2 separate regions of the Homo sapiens genome follow, and region 1 is linked to region 2. Evidence: read pairs that join two places in POLR2A ChIA-PET (ENCODE). Cell type or tissue: OCI-LY7. All regions are shown on one strand.

Evidence for each region. ChIA-PET counts read pairs that join two places held together with the same protein. Peaks named below come from ENCODE experiments on the same cell type or tissue, not always from the same donor. Only the 100,000 strongest peaks of a DNase experiment are listed, where the experiment ranks them.
Region 1: POLR2A ChIA-PET joins it to region 2 with 5 read pairs; 1 of 35 experiments calls an interaction of 5 or more read pairs at or near these places.

Annotation. Positions count from the first base shown.
Region 1 is chr7:100,548,398-100,553,397 of GRCh38, reverse strand. It overlaps AGFG2 (ArfGAP with FG repeats 2), which reads right to left. Exons shown (of 12, transcript NM_006076.5): 2 at 4,483-4,576; 3 at 2,887-3,002; 4 at 1-51. Among named protein-coding and RNA genes, the nearest start is that of AGFG2, 12 kb to the right of the region's middle. In OCI-LY7, no CTCF peak of the experiment used is centred here; a DNase peak (open chromatin) is centred at 2,937; H3K4me3 peaks cover 509 bases; H3K27ac peaks cover 2,199 bases.
Region 2 is chr7:100,190,443-100,195,442 of GRCh38, reverse strand. STAG3 (STAG3 cohesin complex component) reads right to left here. Exons shown (of 34, transcript NM_001282717.2): 9 at 61-134. Among named protein-coding and RNA genes, the nearest start is that of STAG3, 15 kb to the right of the region's middle. In OCI-LY7, no CTCF peak of the experiment used is centred here; DNase peaks (open chromatin) are centred at 32, 2,292, 2,782, 3,342 and 1 weaker place; H3K4me3 peaks cover 3,506 bases; H3K27ac peaks cover 5,000 bases.

The DNA of each region.
Region 1 (5,000 bases), 360 kb before region 2:
GCACTGCCTTTGGTATAAGTGGGCCCCTTGACTTGGTCTGGGGGGACATACCTTTGAGAAAGAATAGTTAGGCTGTAAAGAGAGGGATAAAACTTTGGACCACGCTCAGCTGAGATGTTTGGGAAGACACAGGAGTCAAAATCTATGCTCATTTTTCTCTACTGATTCCCTTTTTTGAAGGGAACCGAGCAACTTAGCAAAGTTCTGCCTATCTTGAGCATCCCCTTGAACATCTTTTGGTTTTTTTGAGACAGGGTCTCGCTGTTGCCCAGGGTGGAGTGCAGTGGGGCAATGTTGGCTCAACACAGCCTTAACTACCTAGGCTCAAGTGATTCTCCTGCCTCAGCCTCCCAAGTAGCTGGGACCACAAACAAGTACATGCTACCATGCCTGGCTAATTTTTTAATTATTTGTAGAGAAGAGGTCTCACTATGTTGCCCAGGGTGGTCTCAACCTCTTGGCCTCAGGTGATCCTCCTGCCTTAGCCTCCAAAGTTCTGGGATTACAGGCATGAGCCACCACACCTGGCAAAGGTCCCCCTCTTTTATTTCCTGGGTGTTTCTTCAGACTCCTTCTTCTCAGCTCCATAGAAAAGCTGCCTGCCGCCTCATCCTCTAGGTGCTCACAATCCACACTTCCATCCTGCCAGCTCCTGCCGGGACAATTCCCTTCCACTACAGTGTATGTGGCCCCTACTCTGTAAGTGTCAGCTTAATCCTGAGGACATCCCTAGGAGGGACTCCACAGTGTGGTCTTATCCACATCAATCTCTTTGTTCTCTGCATTCTCTTCTCTACCTCACAGTTACCTCCCAACATGTACACACCCCAGAGATCCCACAAGAAGTGATACCAGGGGAGAGGAAAGGTAAGGGAGAATGGAGATGCTGTTTCCTTCATCAGGAAGACAAAATATAGTTGTCCCATGGTATCCTCAGGGAACTGGTTCCAGGATCCCCCTGACAATTCCATAATCAGAGGACGGGACACTCAAGTCTCTTATATAATATGGTGAAGTATTTGCATCAAATATGTATATCCTCCAATATACTTTAAATCATCTCTAGGTTACTTATAATACCTAATACAATGTAAATGCCATGCAATAGTTGCTATATTGTATTGCTTTTTATTTGTATTATTATTTTTTTTTTGAGACGGAGTTTCACTCTGTCACCCAGGCTAGAGTACAGTGGCACGATCTCAGCTGACTGCAACCACTGCCTCCCGGGTTCAAGCAGTTCTCTGCCTCAGCCTCCTGAGTAGCTCGGATTACAGGTGCCCATGACCATGCCTGGCTAATTTTTTGTATTTTTAGTAGAGACGGGGTTTCACCATCTTGGCCAGGCTAGTCTTGAACTAGTCCTGACCCTGTGATCCACCCGCCTCGGTCTCCCAAAGTGCTGGGATTACAGGCATGAGCCACCACACCTGGCCTTATTTGTATTATTTTTTATTGTTGTATTGTTATTTTTTGTGTTCCCTACTTTTTTTTTTTTTTTTTTTTTTTTTTGAGACAGTCTCTCTCTCTTTGCCCAGGCTGGAGTACAGTGGCATGATCTCAGCTCACTGCAACCTCCGCCTCCTGGGTTCAAGCAATTTTCCTGCCTCAGCCTCCAGAGTAGCTGGGATTACAAGTGTCCACCCCCACACCCAGCTAATTTTTTTTGTATTTTTAGTAGGGACGGGGTTTCACCATGTTGGCCAGGCTAGTCTCGAACTCCTGACCTCAAGTGGTCTGCCCACCTCAGCCTCCCAAAGTGCTGGGATTATAGGCGTGAGCCACCTTGCCTGGCCTATTTTCCCAAATATTTTTGATGTGAGGTTGATTGGATCCATGGTTGCAGAATCTACAGATACAGAGGGCTGACTGTACATATAAATCATGAAACAAGGCCGGGCACGGTGGCTCACGCCTGTAATCCCAGCACTTTGCGAGGCCAAGGCAGGCAGATCATTTGAGCCCAGGAGTTTCAGACCAGCCTGGGCAACGTGGTGAAACCTCATTTCTACAAAAAATATAAAAATTAAGGCCGGGCGCAGTGGCTCACGCCTGTAATCCCAGCACTTTGGGAGCCAAGGTGGGCGGATCACGAGGTCAGGAGATCGAGACCATCCTGGCTAACACGGTGAAACTCCGTCTCTACTAAAAATACAAAAAATTAGCTGGGTGTGGTGGCGGGCGCCTGTAGTCCCACCTACTCGGGAGGCTGAGACAGGAGAATGGCGTGAACCTGGGAGGTGGAACTTGGAGTGAGCCGAGATCACGCCACTGCACTCCAGCCTGGGTGACAGAGCGAGACTCTGTCTCAAAAAAAAAAAAAAAAAGAAATATATATATATATATATATATATATATATATATATAAATTAGCCAGGCATGGTGGCACACACCTGTAGTCCCAGTTACTGGGGAGGATGAGGTAGGAGGATCACCTGAGCTCCAAGAAGCTGAGACTGCAGTAAGCTGTGACTGTGGCACTGCACTCTAGCCTGGGCAACAGAGTGAGACCTTGTCTCAAAAAAAAAAAAAAATCATAAAATGATGGGTTAAAGGAATAAAACTATAGGATGTGTGCTTCCAGCCATCTCTCCCCATACATAAGATCAGCTGAGCTATAAAAATGAACACCCACAGGCCTACCTCCCGACTCCAATCAGTCTACTATCTCTCCAAAAGAGAGGACATAAAATCTGCAGGGTTAGTGACTGAGAACAAGTTGTCCTTTCATGTAGATTTATTTTAGCCGTAACTGAATGTGAGTGGAACAGAATCGACCCAAGTCTAGTCTTTTGTGAGAAGGCCAAATTCAACTCTAGAAACTGGACTGTCAGATGAAGAATGTCTTGAACACGTTTCCATAGCAACCTCTTTCCTACTCCTTACCATCTCTTCTTCTCATATTTTTCCTGGAGAAACTCCTTCACTTTCTGAGGATCCCTGGAATCTGGTACTAAAGATGTCCGAGCATCAAACAGACCCAACCAAATCTTCCGGCAAACCTAAAAGAATGAAGGTGTCAGAGGAGTGGGAGCAGAAAGCAGGAAATACAAAAAATACCACTTCCTTTTTTTTTTTTTTTTTTTTTTTTTGAGACGGAGTCTCGCTCTGTCGCCGGGCTGGAGTGCAGTGGCACGATCTCAGCTCACTGCAACCTCCACCTCCGGGGTTCAAGCAATTCTCCTGCCTCAGTCTCCCAAGTAGCTGAGACTATAGGCATGCGCCACCACGCCCAGCTAATTTTTGTACTTTTAATAGAGATGAGGTTTCACCATGTTGGCCAGGATGGCCTCGATCTCTTGACCTCGTTATCTGCCCACCTCAGCTACCCAAACTGCTGGGATTACAGGCATGAGCCACCGCGCCCAGCCACCACTTCCTATTTATTCATCAGTAAATACATATTGGCTGGATGTGGTGGCTCACACCTGTAATCTCAGCACTTTGAAAGGCCGAGGTGGGTGGATCACTTGAGTACGGGAGTTCAAGAGCAGTCTGGGCAACACAGCGAAACCCACTCTCTAAAAAAATACAAAAATTAGTGGAGCATGGTGGCATGTGCCTATAGTTCGAGCTACTTGGGAGGCTGAGGTGGGAGGATCGTTTGAGCCCAGGAGGTTGAGGTTGCAGTGAGCCAAGATTGCACCATTAAGCTCCAGCCTGGGTGACAGAGCAAGCAAGAGCTTGTCTCTGATAAATAAATAAATAAATAAATAAATAAACAAATATTGAGCATGGACACAGTGCTAGGATCTGGGTCTACCTACAAACCAGATATGATTCCTGTCCTCGCAGAGTTTATAATCCAATGGGGCAGTCATATCTTAGATAAATAAAACTAAAGTTATAATCACATTTTGTGACATGTATTGAAAAAGGAAAATAGAGGGCCATGAGAATTATGGAGAATTAAATTTCACTAAGGGTAGGGTCCAGGACAATTTTCAGAGCTCTGGCTTCCAGGACACCTCCAGAGGCCCTTGAGGATACCCTCTAAGTAAACCAATCACCCATAAGCTGGGGTACTGCTAACGCCAAGGATAGCAACTTCTGATCGGCAGATTTAGCTAGGGAAGGGGTTTAAGTCACTTTCCAGTACAAGATATGCACTTAAATCCAGGTTGTCGAGGCTGAAGGCAGCAGAGCTGGCTCCAGGAAAGCTTCCTCAGAGGGGCTGGCCCAGTCAACTCTGAATGCTCACGCTCTGGAGCTCTGGTCATTCTACCCCTCCATTGCTCAGGTGCCACATCCTACAACGATATTGCTACTTCCCCTGACTCCTGAAAAGGAGGCCTAGACAAACCATGATTTGTATAACAGAATAAAGATTCTGTAAATATACCTAAGGAAAGAAATCATACATATGAAAAAATTAAGAGAAACTCAACCAAAAATAAAACCGTAAGGTTTCCCTACAATCTTGAGGCAAAGCCCCACCTGCAGATAGGTGACCTTCTCACCACTCCATCGGTGGCAGCTCACCTCATTTCCACGGGATTGCAGGAATACTACTTCAGGCTCAGTGAAAGTTGTCATGGAGATTGACTTGACACGATGAGGGGGGTTCAGCCCTCTCCTATGGGAGAGAAACAGGAAGAAAGAGAAGTATAATGCAGTTAGCATGGCAGGCTGTTCATGGGAGGAGGAGGAGGAGGGAGAAAGGGTGAAAGAATAGCATATAAACTAAGCTCAGATAGAACCCCCCCATCTGAAGCTACTTCCTAATTCCAGGAAAGAAGGGAAATATTTGGAATATTTTGGAGATATTAGAAGTCTCCAAAGAGAGGCCAGGCACAGTGACTCACACCTGTAATCCCAGCACTTTAGAAGGCCGAGGCAGGCAGCTCACTTGAGGCCAGGAGTTCGAGACCAGCCTGGCCAATATGGTGAAAACCTGTCTCTACTAAAAATACAAAAATTAGCCGGGCATGGTAGTGCACGCCTGTAATCTCAGCTACTCAGGAGGCTAAGGCACAAGTATCGCTTGAACCTGGGAGGCA
Region 2 (5,000 bases):
CTTCCTCAGATTCCATAACCAAAGGCCAGCTGCTTCAATGAGAGAGGCCCATTAGCTCACCTGTACCGATGAACAAAGACACCCCTGAAGAGGGCATTCATCATCCCCTCAATCTCCTCTTGATGCTCTTGGAGCTGGAGGACAGGGAGAAACGGGTTAATCTTTCTTGTACCCTAACAAGCATAAGGCCCTGAAGATACAGAAAAACTACAACTTCCACCTACTTCCTGTTTATTATAGGATAGTGTGAACCCCCGTAATCCTATGCTCTCTTTTAAACCTTCTAATTCTGGAAGAAGCTGTATAGTCAACTAATGCCTCAGAGGTTTGTGTTTAGTAAAAATAATAACCCCTCTGCATGTGGTTATTCGGACTATTCAGAAGCCCTAGCTGGCATTATACAGGTGTATCTCGCTTTATTGCACTTTATTGATTTGCAGACATTGTGGATTTTTTTTAAACAAACTAAAGGTGTGTGACAACCCTGCATTGAGCATACCTATCAGTGCCATTTTTCTAATAGTATATCCTCACTTTGTGTCCCTGTGGCACATTTTGGTAATTCTCACAATATTTCAAACCTTTTCATTATGGTATCTGTTATGGTTATCTGTGATCAGTAATCTTTAATGTTACATATTTTTTTATGAGACAGGGTCTCACTCTGGCACCCAGGCTGGAGTACAGTGGTGTGACCATGGCTCACGGCAGCCTCCACCTCCTGGACTCGAGCAATCCTCCTGCCTCAGCCTCCCAACTAGCTGGGAGTCCAGATGCATGCTGCCACACCCAGCTAGTTAAAAAAAATTTTTTTTTTTGTAGAGACGGGCTCTCCCTATGTTTGCCCAGGCTGGTCTTGAACTCCTGGGCTCAAGCGATCCTTCCACCTCACTCTCCCAAAGTGCTGGGATTACAGGCATGGGCCATCACACCCAGCCTAATGTTACTACTGTAACTGTTTTGGGGTACCACAAACCGTGCCCATATAAGATGGCAAACTTAACAATGTCTGTGTTCTGACTACTCTACCAACAAGAGTTTCTCTGTCTCTCTCTCTCTCCTCAGGCCTCCCTATTCATTCCTTGAGACACAAAAATATTGTAATTAGGTCAATTAATAACCCTTTTAAGTGTCCAAATGAAAGGAAGAGTCACATGTTTCTCACTTTAAATCAAAAGCTAGAAATGATTAAGCTTAGAGGCCAGGTGCAGTGGCTCACACCTATAATCCCAGCACTTTGGGTGGCCAAGGTGGGCAAATCACTTGAGGTCAGTTCGAGACCAGCCTGACCAACATGGCGAAACCCCGTCTCTACTAAAAACAGAAAATTAGCTGGGTGCGGTGGCGGGCACCTATAACCCCACCTACTCAGGAGGCTGAGGCAGGAGAATCACTTGAACCCAGGAGATGGAGGTTGTGGTGAGCCAAGATCACGCCATCGCACTCTAGCCTGGGCAACAAAGTGAGACTCCGTCTGAAAAAGAAAAAAAAAAAAAAAAAAAAGAAATGATTAAGCTTAGTTGAAAACCAAGACAGGCCAATCGATAGCTAGGCCTCTTGTGCCAAACAGCCAAGTTATGAATGCAAAAGAAAAATTCTTGAAAGAAATTAAAAATGCTACTCCAGTGAACACACAAAGGGTAAGAAAGTTAAACAGTCTTATTGCTGATACAGAGACAGTTTTAGTAGTCCGAACAGAAGATCAAACCAGCCACAACATTCCCTTTGGCCAAAGCCCAATCCAGATCAATGTCCTAGCTGTTTTCCATTCTATGAAGGCTGAGCAAAGTAAGGAAGCCACAGAAGAAAAGTTTGAAGCTAGAAGTTAGTTCGTGAGGTTTAAGGAAAGAAGCCCTCTCCATAACATAAAAGTACACGGTGAAGCAGCAAATACTGATAGAGAAGCAACAAGTTATCAAGAAAATCTAGCTAAGATCACTGATGAAGGTGGCTACACTAAACAATGAATTTTCAATGTGGACTAAACTGCCTTATAATTGGAAAACGCCTTATATTGGAAAATCTAGGATTTTCGCAGCTATTGAGGAGAAGTCAATGCCTGGCTTCAAAGCTTCAACGGACAGCCTGACTCCTCGTTAGGGGCTAATGCAGTTGCTGACTTTAAGTTGAAGCCAATACTCATTTACCATTTTAAAAATCCTAAGGCCCTTAAGAATTATGCTAAATCTACTCTTCCTATGCTCTATAAATGAAACAACAAAGCCTAACTGATATCACATCTGTTCACAGTATGGTTTCCTGAATATTTTAAGCACATGGGTGAGGCCTACTGCTCAGAAAAAAAGATTCCTTTCAAAATATTACCGCTCAATGACAATGCACCTGGTCACCCAAGAGCTCTGGTGAAGATGTACAAGGAGATCCATGTTGCTTTTTTCATGCCCACTAACACAACATCCATTTTGCAGCCCATGAAACAAGGAGTAATTTCAACTTCAAGTCTTATTATTTCAGAAATACATTTCATAAGGCTATAGCTGCCACAGTGATTCCTCTGATGATTTGGGCAAAGTCCATTTAAAACCTCCTGGGGTTAGGCATGGTGGCTCATGCCTACTATCCCAACTTTTTGGGAGGCTGAGGTGGGAGGACTGATTAAGCCCAGGAGTTCAAGACTAGCCTGGGCAACACAGTGAGACCCTGTCTCTACAGAAACAAAACAAAAACTAGCCAGATGTGGTATGCAATCTGTAGTACCAGATACTTGGAAGGATAAGGCAGGAACATCACTTGAGCACAGGAGGTTGGGGCTGCAGTGAGCCATGACTGCACCAGTACATTCCGGTCTAGGCAACAGAGCGAGACCCTGTCTTCAAAACAAAAAACAAAACCAGAAAAACTCAACCCCCCGTCCGGGAAGGATTCACCATTTTATCTTATTTTATTTTATTTATTTTTGAGATGGAGTCTTGCTCCATAGCACAGGCTAGAGTGTGGTGGCGCAATCTTGGCTCACTGCAACCTCTGCCTCCTGGGTTCAAGCAATTCTCCTGCTTCAGCCTCCCAAGTAGCTGGGATTACAAGCAGCACCACCACACCTAGCTAATTTTTGTATTTTTAGTAGAGATGGGTTTTTGCCATGTTGGCCAGGCTGGTTTCAAACTCCTCACCTCACGTAGTCCACCTGCCTCAGCCTCCCAAAGTGCTGGGATTACAGGTGTGAGCCACTGTGCCTGGCCGGGATTCACCATTTTAAATGCCATAAAGAACATTTGTGGTTCATGGGAAGAGGTCAAAATATCAACATTAACAAGAGTTAAGTTGATTCTAACCCTCACGGATGACTTTGAGAGGTTTAAGACTTCAGTAGAGGAAGTAAACTACACGTGCAGTGGAAATAGCAAGAGAACTAGAAGTAGAGACTGAAGATGTGGCTGAATTGCTGCAATTTCATGACCTTGAACAAATAAGGAATTGCTTCTTATGAATGAGCAAGGAAAGTGGTTTCCTGAAATGGAATCTATTCCTGGTGAAGAGGTTGTGAATACTGTTGAAATGACAACAAATGATTCAGACTATTACCTAAATTTAGCTGATAAAGCAGCACCAGGGCTTGAGAGAATTGACTCTTGTTTTGAAAGAATTTCTACTGTGGGTAAAATGTCATCAAACAGCATTTCATGTTACAGAGAAATTTTTTGTAAAAGGAAGAGTCAGTAGATGCAGCAAACTTCACTGTTGTCTTATTTCAAGAAATTGCTACAGCCACCCTAACCTTCAGCAACCACTACCCTGATCAGTCAGCAGCCATCAACATGGAGGCAAGACCCTCCACCAACAAAAAGATTTAACTCGCTAAAGGTTCAGATTGTCATTAGCATTTTTTAGCAATAAAATATTTCTAAATTAAGGTACATACACTGCTTTTTAGACAATAGTCTTGCACACTTAACAGACTACAGTGTAAACACAACTTTCATATGCACTGAGAATTAAAAATTTTGATTTTTTGATTGTGTGACTCACTGTACTTCAATATTCACTTTATTATGGTGGTCTGGAATTGAATCTGCAATATCTTTGAGGTATGATGCCCGTATATGTTTCTAACAATTTGGAAAACAAATTTTTAGTAAGTTGCAGTTTAATAGAAGTGGAACTAGCAAAAATGAGAAGAAAGGAATTAGATCAGTGGTTCTCAACTGAGGCTAATTTTGTTCCCCAGGGGAGATTTAGCAGTGTCTAAAGATTTTTTTGGCTGCCACAACTTGCTGGGGGAGCAGGGTACTACTGGTATCTATCTAGTAGATAAAGGCCAGAGATCTGCTAAACATCCTACCATGGCAGGACAGCCCCGCAACGTCCATAGTGCCATTATTGAAAAATCCTGGATCACATGAACAATAGACACCAAGGAAACAGAATTATAAGGAGAAAGGGAACATCCTTTAAGACAACAGGCCCCACCTCTTCAATTATGTAAGAACAACATATCATTTTCGACAGGACATACTTAAGTCTTTAGGGCTGAAGTACCTATATGTCCATATTTTACACTAAAATAGCAAAAATAGGTAAAGCAAATATGTAAAATATTTGGGAAAGGGAGACTGAGAAAAGGCTACTGGCTTTAGGAATTAGGAAGTCATTGGTTTAGAAAGAACAGTTTCAAAGAAAATGGGGAAATAAGCTAGGTAGCAAAAAGGATTCAGTTAGTTGGACATTAAGGAAGTAAGGAAATACTATCCTAAAAGGAAGGATGGAAAAAAGAGTAACTCACAAAGGAGCAGAGTGAAATAAAGATTCAAGAGCCTATATACATTTATAAGTGGAGAGAAGAAAATAGTGGGGAGGAAGAAATTTAGGATAAAATGGGGGAATTATAATGATAATTGATTAAGCAAGAGCCCAGAGAAGCCAAAAAAGAAAAAGAAAAGAAAAGATTCGCACTAGTGTACATAATTTAAAATCCGGGATAGATTAATATTCAAGCTTTTAAGATCAACCTGACAATGCAAAATAACAAAAGAGAATAAGGG